4 separate regions of the Mus musculus genome follow, and regions 2, 3 and 4 are each linked to region 1. The links are chromatin contacts, found by Hi-C or POLR2A ChIA-PET in ENCODE. All regions are on one chromosome and are shown on one strand. Each heading gives the region's core, a stretch centred on a gene start or an enhancer-like site at or near the end of the contact. The rest is flanking DNA. Distances are from core to core; before and after follow the strand shown. Region 1 holds the start of 4930444M15Rik (RIKEN cDNA 4930444M15 gene). Region 2 has its middle 25 kb from the start of 1700105F02Rik. Region 3 has its middle 35 kb from the start of 4930431P22Rik. Region 4 overlaps 1700105F02Rik (a long non-coding RNA gene).

Region 1 (2,922 bases), core at 163-2,662:
GACCTCCCAGTAGTCCCCAAAAGATCTCACCAGTCCCCGGTAGTTCACCCTGGGGGACAAAGCCTCAGAGTTGAAACTAGAGCTGGCATTTACTGTATATGGGTTAATATGGTCTCCTTCTGAGTGAGTTTGAATGTCTGTCCTAGCTCCCCATGTAGAGGAAAGTGTGGGTGTAGTAAGATGGAAATGAGAAAGGACTTGGCGGGGTGTGTGTCCTGCCGAGAGCCTAAGATACTTGCGGGAGGACAAATGTCACTAAGCTAGGCCATAACCATGGGCCTAGGTCAGATCATGAAAATCTTGAGCCAGGAGGTAACCATACAGATGTGTGTTAAGAATCACACCTGGGGGTGATACACATAAGATCTTCAGAAAGTTTGGCCCGAGAGTTCTGTGAACAAGGTTGGAAGGGTACAAGTCCCGGATGGAATAGAAGCTTGTGGGAGACACATGGGTATCAGAACTCAGCAAAGTGAATGAAGAAAGCGTGTAGAAGGAGCAACGGTTGGCTTGGGAGTGAATGTTTGGGACATGCAGAGGGTCTCATACTCCTTAGTCCCCCTGAAAGCATATACTCAGCTCCCCCACTTCTCTAGGAAGATAAAGAGGTACGCAATGGAACTCCATCTGAGCCAGCCCAAAGAAAGGCACCATGATACATTTTCGTGAACATAGCTGGGAGGCTCTAAGAATTTCCTAACCAAGCATTTTCCAATCCTGACTCATGTGCAGTTTAATTATCCCGCACCTTCCTGGAGATTAGTTCCAGGAACCCCTGCTCTAGTAGATAGCAGAGTCCATAGCTGCTTAAGTCTCTTACATAAAATGGCTTAGTGTTTTCTTATGATTCATTACATCTTCTCACATGTGCTAAAGGGTCTCTAGACCCTATCAAGCTTCACACAGTGCAAATACTATTCTGTTGTTGTACTTCATGGTTTATGGGATCATGACCCCCCCAAAAAATTATACATGTTCACCGTGGCTGCAATGCTTTGTCCAAATACATTCTGTTGTATTGGTTGATTGGGTCTGTGGGTAAGAACGCCATAGTTATGGAGTGGGGAGTTAAATGCACAGTTTTCTGTACTATAAATCTCTTTTCATGTAGGCTTGGGATTAGCCTTTAACAGACTTGGAGATGTAGCCACAAGGGAATAACTCTTTTTAGATGACCTCCAATTCAGAGTTTCATCATGAAGCATACCATGACTTCCTAAATCCCAGGTAATCCTGTGAATTCAAGGAGGTAGTTGTTGAAGATTCTGGAACAGATGATGGGAGGAGTTAAGAAGAAAACATGGTCCCACTGTTTCAAAGTACATTCCAAACTGGGAGTGGGGGAAGAGAGACTGGCGGTCACAATCACTGCCTGTGGAATGTTTGTGAGGGTTACCATGGCTTCCCGACATTCTGAAAGTGCTTAGCCTGAGAGGCCCCACATAATCTTCACAGTTCAGCGGTCTCTGAATTGTCACCATGTAACCTTCTTGCCTGTTATCTGTTTACTCTGGGGATGACTCATGACTAGTCACTAGCCCAGTAACTTTGTAACCTTTCCCCCGGAGAATGTGTCTGGATGTCACAGATCTGTGCCACCTTCAGCTTTCTCTTTTCAGGGCTCAACTTGCTTCCAACAATATCACTAGTTTTTATGAGTGTTATGTGAAGCCGCAATTAGACAACATCTCCTCATCTGCCCTAGGTAAATTGTCAGTAATTGACCTAGAGCTCACTGTTTTTCTCATCAGTGAATTCCCACCTTGTCTTCTACCTCGCCAGAGGTTTTCCCCAGGGAGCCCTGCCTTAGTAGCCGCCATTTTGGTTTCTCTTGGGTCACCATTTACTCAATCCAACACCTAGCTGCTACTGGGTGCTGTGTCCTCTATGAAGATGCATTGTGGGGGGGGGGGGTTCCAAGGGATGTGGCAACCTCCACTGAGAGAGAGAACCTTTCTGGTAATCAGCTGTGTGACTTTGAAGAGCCACCAGCTCCCTCTGAGCCTGCGCTAAGCTCTCTGTAATGTTGACTAGGGGGGGGGGGCAACAGATCTCCAGACAGCAAGCTCTCAGATCTAGTCCTCACACCCTGCCTCTTCAGCATGCAGGATGGGGTTCTGTCTTCTGCGTGGAGCATGATGGGTGAGAGGAAGCAGAGGCTGGAGAGATGGAGGACCCACAGTTTGAAAGGAGATGAACCCCACAGGACGCTTCCACAGAGTGATGCTGGCCAGCCCACCTTGGACCACAGGAAGCTCCCTAAGAAAAAGGTTGGGTGAATTGAGCAGAGAAACAGTTGTCTCAGCAGGGAAGAGCTCTCCTTCAGTTCTCCATGATCCAGAGAATGAGGATCTGTATGAGGGGCTTTGAGAGAGAAAGAGCCCGTGAGGATGAAGGCATCTGCTATAGTTAAGTAAGCCACTGACAAATTTTAAGCCAGAAAGGATGGCCTCAAGTGGGTTTTATTTTCTTCTTTCACTGGCCATTTGGAAGCCACTGGCCTAGCAGCCATTGTGGAACTGGGTATGTACGTAGGAGACTCATGTTCCCTTCTGTTCTCATTTTATCCCCTTCCCCAATGACCCGTGCTGTGCTCTGAATATCTCTTTATGCCCCAGTATATGTATTTGTGTATGTATAGTGTGTGTGTGTTATATAGCATAATAGATGCTACTTTAGCATATTTACTCTCATAGACCCTGAGATACACATTCAGAACCCTGTTTTGTGGAAGAAACCAAGGTTAACAGAAATCTACTAACTTGTCTTTTTAAAAAAGACATCTCATTCATTATGAGAAGTTGTTCAACTCCTCTCTTCCCCAACCTATTGTAAACATGAGGGTACCCACTAGCGCAGGTGTCCGTTGTAGTCACGGAGCTTGGGACCACCCATGAACTCTCAGAACCAGTTAGGAACAGA
Region 2 (3,233 bases), core at 621-3,120, 180 kb before region 1:
CATTTGCCGGGTTGCTCATGCCATTGTTGAAACATCAAGTGAGCTGGTAATATTGGTGCTATACAAGCACGGCCTCATGTCATCCTTAGAGTTCTAGTTCCTCCGTCAAGTGTTTCCCTATGACTCAGCATAGCACTTGCCACTGCAAACACAACAAACAGAAATGTTGAACTTTCTAGGAAAACGCTGTTTTCCTCGATCAGATCATTCTTGTCTCACAATGCTCACAATGTCAGCTGACAATGCCGTTTCCTCTCTTGCTTTGCTGTACCACCATCATCTGCTCAGCCAATCTTCCCAACTCTGTCTCTGACAGTTCCCTGCAGGCAGGGCCATGCACTGGCATCTGTGGCCTGAGCTACTGCAATGACCCCGTCAATGGCCTCTTTGCCGCCTTGCTTACCACATTCCAGTCTACTACCCCAGGGTGAGCAAGGTACTCTTTTTTACTGGAATGGTTATTTCTTCAGGACTGGGGCCAGATCACCCTCTGGGCAGTCTGGGTCATATGAAACCCACATACCTCTCTGCTCCACGAGGCCTGAGATGCCTTCCATCATTCCCGTAAATCCCCTGGACTTGCTACCATTTTTTTTTTTTGGTTTGGTTTTGGCATGATCCCCTTTTCTCTATGCTGCCAATACTAAAGGCTATTACTATGAAAAGCGCTAACTTAGGAGTAAGAGTCAGCTCTAATCAATCATCCTCACCAGGGTCCGTGAGAGTATTTCTCTCTTGCCTCTCTCCACCTCTCACACTTCATTACAGACACTGGCTTGCCAGTTTCTCTGGGTGTCTGGGACTCTACAGTTACTCAGATGTTTGACAGCTTTATCCTCCCCTCCTATGTAGACCCAGTGTCCTCTTCCCACATTCTTGACATCACATTCTTGAAATTGCTGCCCCTTCCAATCCCCCTCCCTTCCCTGGTTTCTCGACCTCTGCAGCATAAGTCACACTCTGGCAAGCATACATTATTCTTTCTCCTCTCGTTGGCCGTTTGCCTCATCAACTATCATGGAAGCTCTGCGAGGAGAGAAGATGTGTCCATCTTGTCTGCCACCGTGTCCCCTGCTCTATGGCAATACGGCGGCGCGCACAGCTATCAGTAGCACAGTTGGTGCACAGTCATTGCAGCGATGCAGGAACAGAATACCAGGGCCCCAGAGGATGAGGAAATGAGCAGGAAACCTTGTCCCAGCTCAGGATATCAAGGGACACTCAGAAAAAAGGGAGGGAGGGAGGGAGGGAGGGAGGGAGGGAGGGAGGGAGGGAGGGAAGAAGGAATTGCCATAAAGGGACCTTAGAAACCAACCAACAAATCTCAGATTCAGTGGAGTGTTCTCTCCAGGAGCAGCACATGGAACTGCCAAAGCAATGGACACACCCGGAGGCCTGATGGAGAAGTTCCTTTTGTGTGGTTGCTTGTGTGCTCTGGCTTCTTGTTTTCACTTCCTTCACTTGCTTTTGAAAAGCCTCACAAACATGAAAACTAAACTTCTAATCTCTCCAGTCTTAAGCCAACTGCCTGACTGCTCCCTGAGACTCGATCTGGAACAGAGAGATGCCCTTGACACAGCAGGACTGACGGCAGCCTTGACTTTGATCATTCATCCATCTTTGTTATATTTTATAGATTAATTTTTCTGTTCCTTCCCACTAACAGCAGGCGAGCACCATGCTCGGTTTTCAAACGGGCACAGTAGCTGGTGTCTGCAACCACAGATTCAGAAACCAGATTCTGAAAGTTGAACTGAATCAAAAAGCAAAACTTGAATTTGTTGTATGCCAGGTTCTATGACAAATGCAACCTAATGAAGTGATGTGTGGGCAGGCACTGTGTCGGGAATGGTACGTAGTCAAGAGATGATTTAGCAGCAAGGATTGTATAGATTACATACAGAGGCTGTGCTGCTGTATCTAAGAAGAGACTTGAGCATCATGCATTTTGGTATCTATAAAAGTCCAAGAATGTATCTCTCAATAAAGGGTAGGCTGTCGAGCCCATAGTCACATAAGCTTTGAAAACTTTGCAAAACCAGGATGCTCTGATTGTAATGGTGGTAAGACTCTCTTCCATTCCCACCCCACCCCCTCCTGCTTCCCACACCCTGGGCAGAGACTTTCTACAGTATTTTTGGAACAGTGCTGAGGTAAAGTTGAGTTGGCATATTTAGCTTGGGTTTAAGGGGATATATTTAGTTGGCTTTCAGTCACCTCTGAACATTGATAAGTTACTGCTATTCATAGGCATTGCTTCTAGAAATACTCTAACTTAAGGGCCAACTCATGCAGCATCGTGATACAAAGGCACACAGTCTACCATGACATGTGTGCAATAGACAATTTGGCCCTGGGAATATATGGGGAATGAAAGATCACCTATATTTGAGGTCACCACAGTGGTAGATAGTCTGTGAGACTCCTCCCTTACCAATCATACAAAAATATAAGCCAGAATATCCATCATTCTGACTGTCTTAGTTAGGGTTTCTATTGCTATGAAGAGACACCATGGTCACAGCAACTCTCATAAAGAAAAGCATTTAATCAGGACTGGCTCATAGTTTAGAGGTTTAGTCCCCTGTCATCATGACAGGAAGCATAGCGGCCCCGCAGGCAGACACAGTGCTGGAGAGGGAGCTGAGAGTTCTACACACAGATCTGCAGGCAACAGGAAGAGAGGGTGATACTGGGACTGCCTTGGGTCCCCCAAACCCCAAAGCCCACCCACTTCTTTCAACAAGGCCACACCTCCCAATAGTGCCACTCCCTGTGAGCCTGTAGGGGGCCAATTTCAGTCAAACCACCACTTAGAAAATTTTGACACTTTGGACCACAAACCTAGAGGAGTTTTCTAAATAGCATACATGCCCTGCTGTGAACAACGAAGGGCTTATGGATCTCAACTGTTTAAACCTAAAAAGAAGTCATGATGTATCAATGAAAGGGTATATCACTTTTCTATCATTTTCCTCTTTAAAATTGTGATGCTTTAAAGAGACTAGCAAGGAGTAAATATTCAACACAGTGTATTATACTATAATGTATAATGGGAAGTTAACTAAAGTGGCTATTTTCTGGATTTTTGTCTTAAGTCATCCCAAAGGTCCATGTGAAAAAGTTGATCTCCAGATGAGGCAGAAGCCTGATGACAGGGCCATGAGATTAGGGCGTAGTAGAGCCTTTAGGAGGTGGGAGCTGGGGGTGTGTCCTTAGGAGACGCCAGGGAA
Region 3 (3,120 bases), core at 447-2,946, 200 kb before region 1:
AGCTAACTCCTCTTTCACAAGATGGCAGTGGGGACCATCCTGCTGAGTTTTCCCTTTAATCTCCATAGACACTGGCATGGCAGGAAGAGGCTTGTCACATACAACACAGGGCACAGATTTAAACGTAATTTCATATGCCAGTGAATTTTGTAATATATAAAAATCTCAGGTACACACAACCAAGTGACTCATTACTCATTCGAGATGGGGAAGGTAACTGAGCATCCTGTGTCTGTCCTTGCTACATTGGACTCCTAGACAAGTGGGAGCTGAGCACACCCTTACCAGCAGGAACAGAAGCTTCCATAGGCCCTGCAAGGAAGCCCTGACAAAAATCAACCCATCAGGAAGTCCCATGGAACCCAGCCGTGCCAAGGGCATCCCCTGGGAAGATGTCTCATTTAAGAGGAAATTTCCCAGAGCTGACCTGGATTGCCATATGTGTAGCCCCCAAAGTTCCCCATGCACAACCAACTGCAACCAACTCTACAATCCTCTCCTTATATATACACAGTGTGCCTTCAGTGCGCTTGTACGTGCAGCTGTCTCCAACTGATCCAGGTTTCCATTTACTAAGTGCCTGTAACTTGACTGAGAACCCTGTGTCCCCAGTCCTTATCTTCAACAGCCACCCCCCTGGGGGAAATGTCATTTACTATTGTTGTAAAATAACAATGACCCAGATAAAGAAACTAAACTTCAAGAACTCCCCATTGACCAAGAAACTCACCAAAGACAGTTGCCAAGACCCTATCACTAATGACAGTTAAGAAGGTCCTTTCTAAACATGGACTGTTCCCAGAAGACCTTTGGAGGGGCCCCTGCCTTGCACTCTCTTCATCCAAGACTTCTTCTAGTCTCTCCTCCCACCCACAGTCATCTTCTCATCTCCACAGGAACTCTTAAGAAAGTGGATCATACAATAGAGAGAAGGTGGGGACAGTCCCTCCAGCAAGATGGTACCAGGGAGCCACTGGGATTTGCTGACAACCACGGAGATCCATACATTTGTCCGTAGAAATAACACGTTGTGCTGTAAGATAGATAACTCCCTCACTGTCTGAAGAGGCAAAGGAGTGGTGGTTTGCCAGCAGAGAAACCTGCTCAGCCTTGTAATACAATTTATATTGGCAGATGTGATTTGAGTTCAACCCATTGGCTTGGAAGCGGGCTTGCATGATTCATACCTTGGAGGCTGTGTCTATCCTGAAGCCCATGAGTCTGGCTCTGTGCCCCTGTCTCACTTGAGACTGCACGCTTTTGTTTGGTTTTGTTTTTTGGTTTGGTTTGGTTTGGTTTGGTTTGGTTTGGTTTGGTTTGGTTTGGTTTTTAGAGACAGGGTTTCTCTGTATAGCCCTGGCTGTCCTGGAACTCACTCTGTAGACCAGGCTGAGACTGCACATTCAACGTGGGCAGGCGTCTCTCCTTTTGTTGATTCCCGTTTCCTGTAAGCATTTGAACACAACCTTGGCCAGAGCTGAGCTTGCTAAAGCATCTTGCTAATCCCGGAAGGTGACCCAGGGAACCCATTGCTGTCTGAATCATTTCGATCTGTGCAAGAGATTTTTGCAGTCACTTGCAATCATTATTGTTGCTGAGCTGAGAGGATCCAGAAAATCAGAAGGAAAACAGAACATCTAAGCATCCGGGAGCCCGGGGCCTAAAAATATCAGCTGGCTTGGGTGGAGCTTTAGTTAGTTTCTGAGAAAGTCCTCGGGTCCTAAGGCCCTTGGGTGGAGGATGGCTTCAATCTCATTATGGTGATTGGGAAGGAGGGACATCAGAGCCTCAAACATACCCTGAGAAGACAGGCATTCCTCCCAAATAGAATGTGGATTGTTTAGGCGAATGTCCTTGCCAGGTGGCATTTCCATTTGAGTCTGTTCTGCTGGGGCAGGGGGGGGGGGTCATGGACATGGACACAAAATCGCCCTCCCATCTCTCAGGTTCGGAAGAAAGCTCCCCTTTGCAGGCTGGAAAGCCATTCTCAGCTTTGGGAGTGATATAAAGCATGCCATTGTCAAGGCTGGGCCTGAGAACATCGCGCTCTCAGCCTTACTGGCTTGGCGAGTGTCAAAGGAGTCTAACAGGGCTGCCTACCATGAATCCCATCCTTCTGGTCGGCCCAGCTGGGCCCTCACCCCCTCACCCCCAGTTCCACTCACTATTCGAATGCTGTAAAATTTGTTCCAGGACAAGCTATGATTCTTGCTCATTTTAGACTTGGCAATGCTACAAATGTTTACATTTCCTTTTTATTAAATCTCTCTTTGTCCCTCTGTCTCTATCTCTCTCTCTGTCTCTTTGTCTCTCTGTGTGTATGTGCACACATGTGCACGCACGCACACACAAGACCACGGGCATGGAGAAAATATGAAGGTCAGAGAAAACCTTGGTAGCAGTCCTCACATCGTTTGAGAAAGGGTGTCCCACTCTGAACTAGCTGACCTGTGAACTTCGGGGTTTCTCCTGTTCCTGCCTTCCATCTCTCCATTAGGGAAACTAGAATTAAAGCTAAGCTACCACTCCAGGCTGCTAGTTGGGTTCTGGAGATTTACTCATGTCCTCACATCTGCACGGCAAGTGTGCTGCCCACTAAGCCATCTCTCCACCCTTCCTTGTCACTGTTTTTAACAAAGAAAAGTCTGATTGTTGTAAGATCTTAAGCAAGCAGCCTCATCTGACACCCTCAAGCAGAAGAGAGGAATGGTCGGTTTGCAAGACTAGAGGAGATAAATTCATGAAACTCGGCCACTGAGCAAGTCACTAATTGCTTTGTGGGCCCCAGAGGCCCTGGCGCCCCATGCTTGGCTCTGACACCTGTCACCATTCCTTTGTGGACCCAGGGGAGGCAGTCTACTCCTGTTAATCCCTTGCCTTAGGGCTTGTGCCTACTGTCCTAACCATGAGGTTTTTACTTCTTCACTTTGATGCAGATGAGGAATGTGATAACTGTCATGTGGAATTGAAAAAAAGAAAAAACAAAAACCAGAGAAATGTGGGTAAACAGCATTCTTTAACAATCCATAGGATGCGAGGAATGTTGTGCTGGTACCTTTTCTCCATTTGTCTTGAGGAGACCTAGATGTGCACATACACATACGTGTGACATGTGACATG
Region 4 (3,198 bases), core at 315-2,814, 140 kb before region 1:
TGTGTGGCTTCCACAAGGGATACTGAAGCTGTCCATAGAGTTTACAGTACACAGATGTAAATTTCTGCACCAGGCAAAAGCTCAGAGGACAACAACACTCTCGCCTTCTGCAGTTTTTCCAGTGAAAATTACAAATGTACCAGCGGCGAACGAGAAGGCTCAGCCACGCCACTGACTTTCTCTGTCCTTCACACCTTAATTGAATTTGTCCTGAGTCATCTCTACAACCCTTGGTGATTTTTGGAACCACAACAGGTAACAGTCCTCGGCAACCAAGTTGTTTATCTAAAGCTATCCCGGAATCTGTGCCACGGCTGCCAAGGAATCCTGCGCAAGGAAGATGAAAAAAAGCCAAATTTAGTAGCAGATGACAGGCCTGAGGTCCGAGCGCTTCTGAGAAGCTTGAGAAACACCCCCTCTCCTGTTTATTCAAAATCTAAATCTCCTTGACCTATAAGAAGCTGCTGCAGTGCATGCGCAACGTGGACTGGCTGTTTCCTGTGGCTTTAAGGAGTGTAGACCTGACTGCCTTGCAGCAGCCCTGGGGAACGCCAAGCTGCTCGGGGTTGTGTAAATGACTGGGATCATCATTTTCCTGAATCAGGCTCCCACAAAAACAACACAGTGATGAAAGAGAGCAACTGGACACGTTGGCATGGTATCCAGCCCTGGGGATTCTTACACAGGTGGCCTGCCACGTAAGGACCCAAACCAGACAGACAGAAGGTCTGGGACCACGACCACAGAAACGCTTTTCTGACGTGTTTTCTTTTTTTTTTTTTCTTTCCATTTTTTATTAGGTATTTAGCGCATTTACATTTCCAATGCTATACCAAAAGTCCCCCATACCCACCCACCCCCACTCCCCTACCCGCCCACTCCCCCTTTTTGGCCCTGGCGTTCCCCTGTTCTGGGGCATATAAAGTTTGACGTGTTTTCTTAACAGGACACCACAGTCCAAGAGACAGGGGGAGGTGACACAAGGAGAATGACAGGATTTTTTTCCCTCACTCAGGAAGACCGACCAGAAAGCCGCCCCTAGTCTGTGACCTCCAAAGATGTAGAAGAGTATTTCAGGTAGCGAGGCTAGTAAGCTTGCCATCCACCTATGGGCTAGCATCCACTGAAGAATGCTCTGTATTCTGAGGTTTTAAAAATCACGTGCTCAGAGATATCCCCTGCCAGCCTTCACTCCTGACCTCTAGAAGGGACCACTGCCCTGTTCTCACCGTCTTACTGGCCTTCCAAAAGCATTGCCCACGCAGACCAGACCAGTTATCTAATTTCCTTCTGCTCAGCCCCCAGGAGCTATTTTGGGCTTGGTCTGTGTGTGTCCTCCACTTTCCTGCCAGGACTGACTCAGCCCCTCTCCTCTCCTGGGACTCTTTTCTTTAAAAAAAAAAAAAAAAAAAAAAAACAAAAAAACCTTTGAAAGATGCTGCATGCTTCCTCTAGGGCAGCACGTGGTGCCTGACTCAACTTGGCGTGCTGCCAGGAAGTTTCAAGTACCACCCTGCAGGCCAGCAGAAGGGGTAGGGAGGGAAGGCAGCGCCACAGCATCAGCATCTATAGTTCAAGCCCCTCTCTTGCTTACCTACCTACCGCAGCTCTGTTGTGAGACCTGTGAGGGTCTACATGCAGCAGGCCGAGTGTCTACATGCAGCAGGCCGAGTGTCTAAGCCTTGGCTTTCCCTTTTCTCCACCCATAATGCACCTGCCTTTGTCTAATTCCTGCTGGTCTCATCTTGATCCCCAGCACAGCCTAAACACTCTTCTCTGGTTCTCCAACCCACCCAACAGAACTGACCCTCCTTACTTGTCTGTCTCCCATCTCATCTCCTCCTGCTACACTGTCTCTATATGGCTAACTCAACCCTGTGCTTTGAGGGCTCCCGCATCCCATATGCTTTTTATATATAGAATTTGATTTGATTGTGTTATCCAAGTAAAGTGTTAAGAGGGCAAGATAAAAGAAGAGGAGGGGGGTTGAAGAAGAGGGACTTAAAAGCCTTTGGTTAGTGGAAATTGAGAAGCCCCTCCAAATTACCATGCCTGACTTTGTGAATTAGCATCAGGCTGATGATGAATCAGCTCGAAACAATGGCTGCATCTCTAACCTCTGCTGCCTAGAAAAAGCCGCCCAAGGCCAGCAGCTCCCTGGGCCAAGTAGGTAAAATCAGTGTGAGGATGGGAGCCAGATATTAAACAGCAGGGAGTGATGGTGTCATGGAAACACAGTGTAGACAGCCTCGCCCAGCAAAACACTCAAATTCAAATTTAAACACACTCAGAGCCAGCGTAAAGCTCGGGTCAGAGTCAAACAGCTAGATCTGCCAACACGGTGCTCTGCATTGTCAGTAGAAAGGCTCCGGTTCCCCTTTTCTACATTTGACATGTTAAATGGAGTGCAGTTATAGAGCATAGATAGATAGAGCATCATTCTGACTACGTTGAGCTACAATCCATCATGTTTCTGTGGATGAAGATATCACAGTCTCCAGTTCTAAATGTGAGGAATGCCACAGAGGTGTATTTTTGGTGAACAAAGAGGCTATGGGATCAACATCTGAGGCTTGGAACCTCACTGGGGAGGCAAGAGAAAACTCCCAGCACAAGCAGATTGTTATCTTACCATATCTCAAAGTCACAATTATCCCACCTCTCTCAACACTTCAGCCCAGCCAAAATGCCTACAGGTGATGCGTCCCCCGCCCCCACCTCTTAGACCACGGTCTGAACACATCACCTTTACCAGGCTTTCTCTGTCAGCCTTGTCTCTTCTTTTTCTACTCCATCCCAAATGCTACCTGAGGACTGTGTGCTTCCCAGGGCAGTGCTTGCCCACCCTAGATTGCAACTGTGATATGTATTGGCACCAGAGTGGCAAAAGCAGGACCGAATCTGATTCATCAAAAGCTGCCTGGTTCGACACACATGCTCATTTGTTGGCATTGCATAAATAAACAAAGGAAAGGAAGGAAGGAAGGAAGGAAGGAAGGAAGGAAGGAAGGAAGGAAGGAGGGAAGGAGGGAAGGAGGGAAGGAGGGAAGGAGGGAAGGAAGGAAGAGAAGAAGCAGCAGCAAGATTTCAGGTAAACTGCTGGCCAGGCCTCCTCAGGTCACATCACACATAGTCTTCTCAAAGGGCAGAGACAAACTTTCAGTCAGAAATTCTCAAGCCTGAGTGTTTTATGCACAT

Evidence for each region. A loop is a pair of places that touch in the nucleus more often than their neighbours do. ChIA-PET counts read pairs that join two places held with the same protein, here RNA polymerase II (POLR2A).
Region 2: POLR2A ChIA-PET joins it to region 1 with 12 read pairs in Patski. The contact joins the enhancer-like site here to the promoter of 4930444M15Rik in region 1. A Hi-C loop is called at or near these places in 1 of 37 maps with a recorded cell type or tissue (Patski). POLR2A ChIA-PET finds 5 or more read pairs at or near these places in 1 of 5 experiments (Patski).
Region 3: POLR2A ChIA-PET joins it to region 1 with 19 read pairs in Patski. The contact joins the enhancer-like site here to the promoter of 4930444M15Rik in region 1. POLR2A ChIA-PET finds 5 or more read pairs at or near these places in 3 of 5 experiments (Patski and embryonic stem cell).
Region 4: POLR2A ChIA-PET joins it to region 1 with 24 read pairs in embryonic stem cell. The contact joins the enhancer-like site here to the promoter of 4930444M15Rik in region 1. A Hi-C loop is called at or near these places in 3 of 37 maps with a recorded cell type or tissue (heart and left cerebral cortex). POLR2A ChIA-PET finds 5 or more read pairs at or near these places in 4 of 5 experiments (Patski and embryonic stem cell).

What each region holds. Positions count from the first base shown.
Region 1 is chr14:76,519,345-76,522,266 of GRCm38, reverse strand. 4930444M15Rik (RIKEN cDNA 4930444M15 gene) reads left to right here and starts at 1,412. Exons shown (of 4, transcript NR_045660.1): 1 at 1,412-1,705; 2 at 2,102-2,413.
Region 2 is chr14:76,700,471-76,703,703 of GRCm38, reverse strand. No RefSeq gene overlaps it. Among named protein-coding and RNA genes, the nearest start is that of 1700105F02Rik, 25 kb to the right of the region's middle. Within about 2 kb of position 1,870, at least 1 of the 3 ENCODE cell types and tissues checked has a DNase peak (open chromatin) inside an H3K27ac peak, as active enhancers do.
Region 3 is chr14:76,723,512-76,726,631 of GRCm38, reverse strand. No RefSeq gene overlaps it. Among named protein-coding and RNA genes, the nearest start is that of 4930431P22Rik, 35 kb to the left of the region's middle. Within about 2 kb of position 1,696, at least 3 of the 3 ENCODE cell types and tissues checked have a DNase peak (open chromatin) inside an H3K27ac peak, as active enhancers do.
Region 4 is chr14:76,656,602-76,659,799 of GRCm38, reverse strand. The region is part of intron 2 of 1700105F02Rik (a long non-coding RNA gene); the gene reads left to right. Among named protein-coding and RNA genes, the nearest start is that of 1700108F19Rik, 19 kb to the left of the region's middle. Within about 2 kb of position 1,564, at least 2 of the 3 ENCODE cell types and tissues checked have a DNase peak (open chromatin) inside an H3K27ac peak, as active enhancers do; they include heart and left cerebral cortex, where a contact is called at or near this core.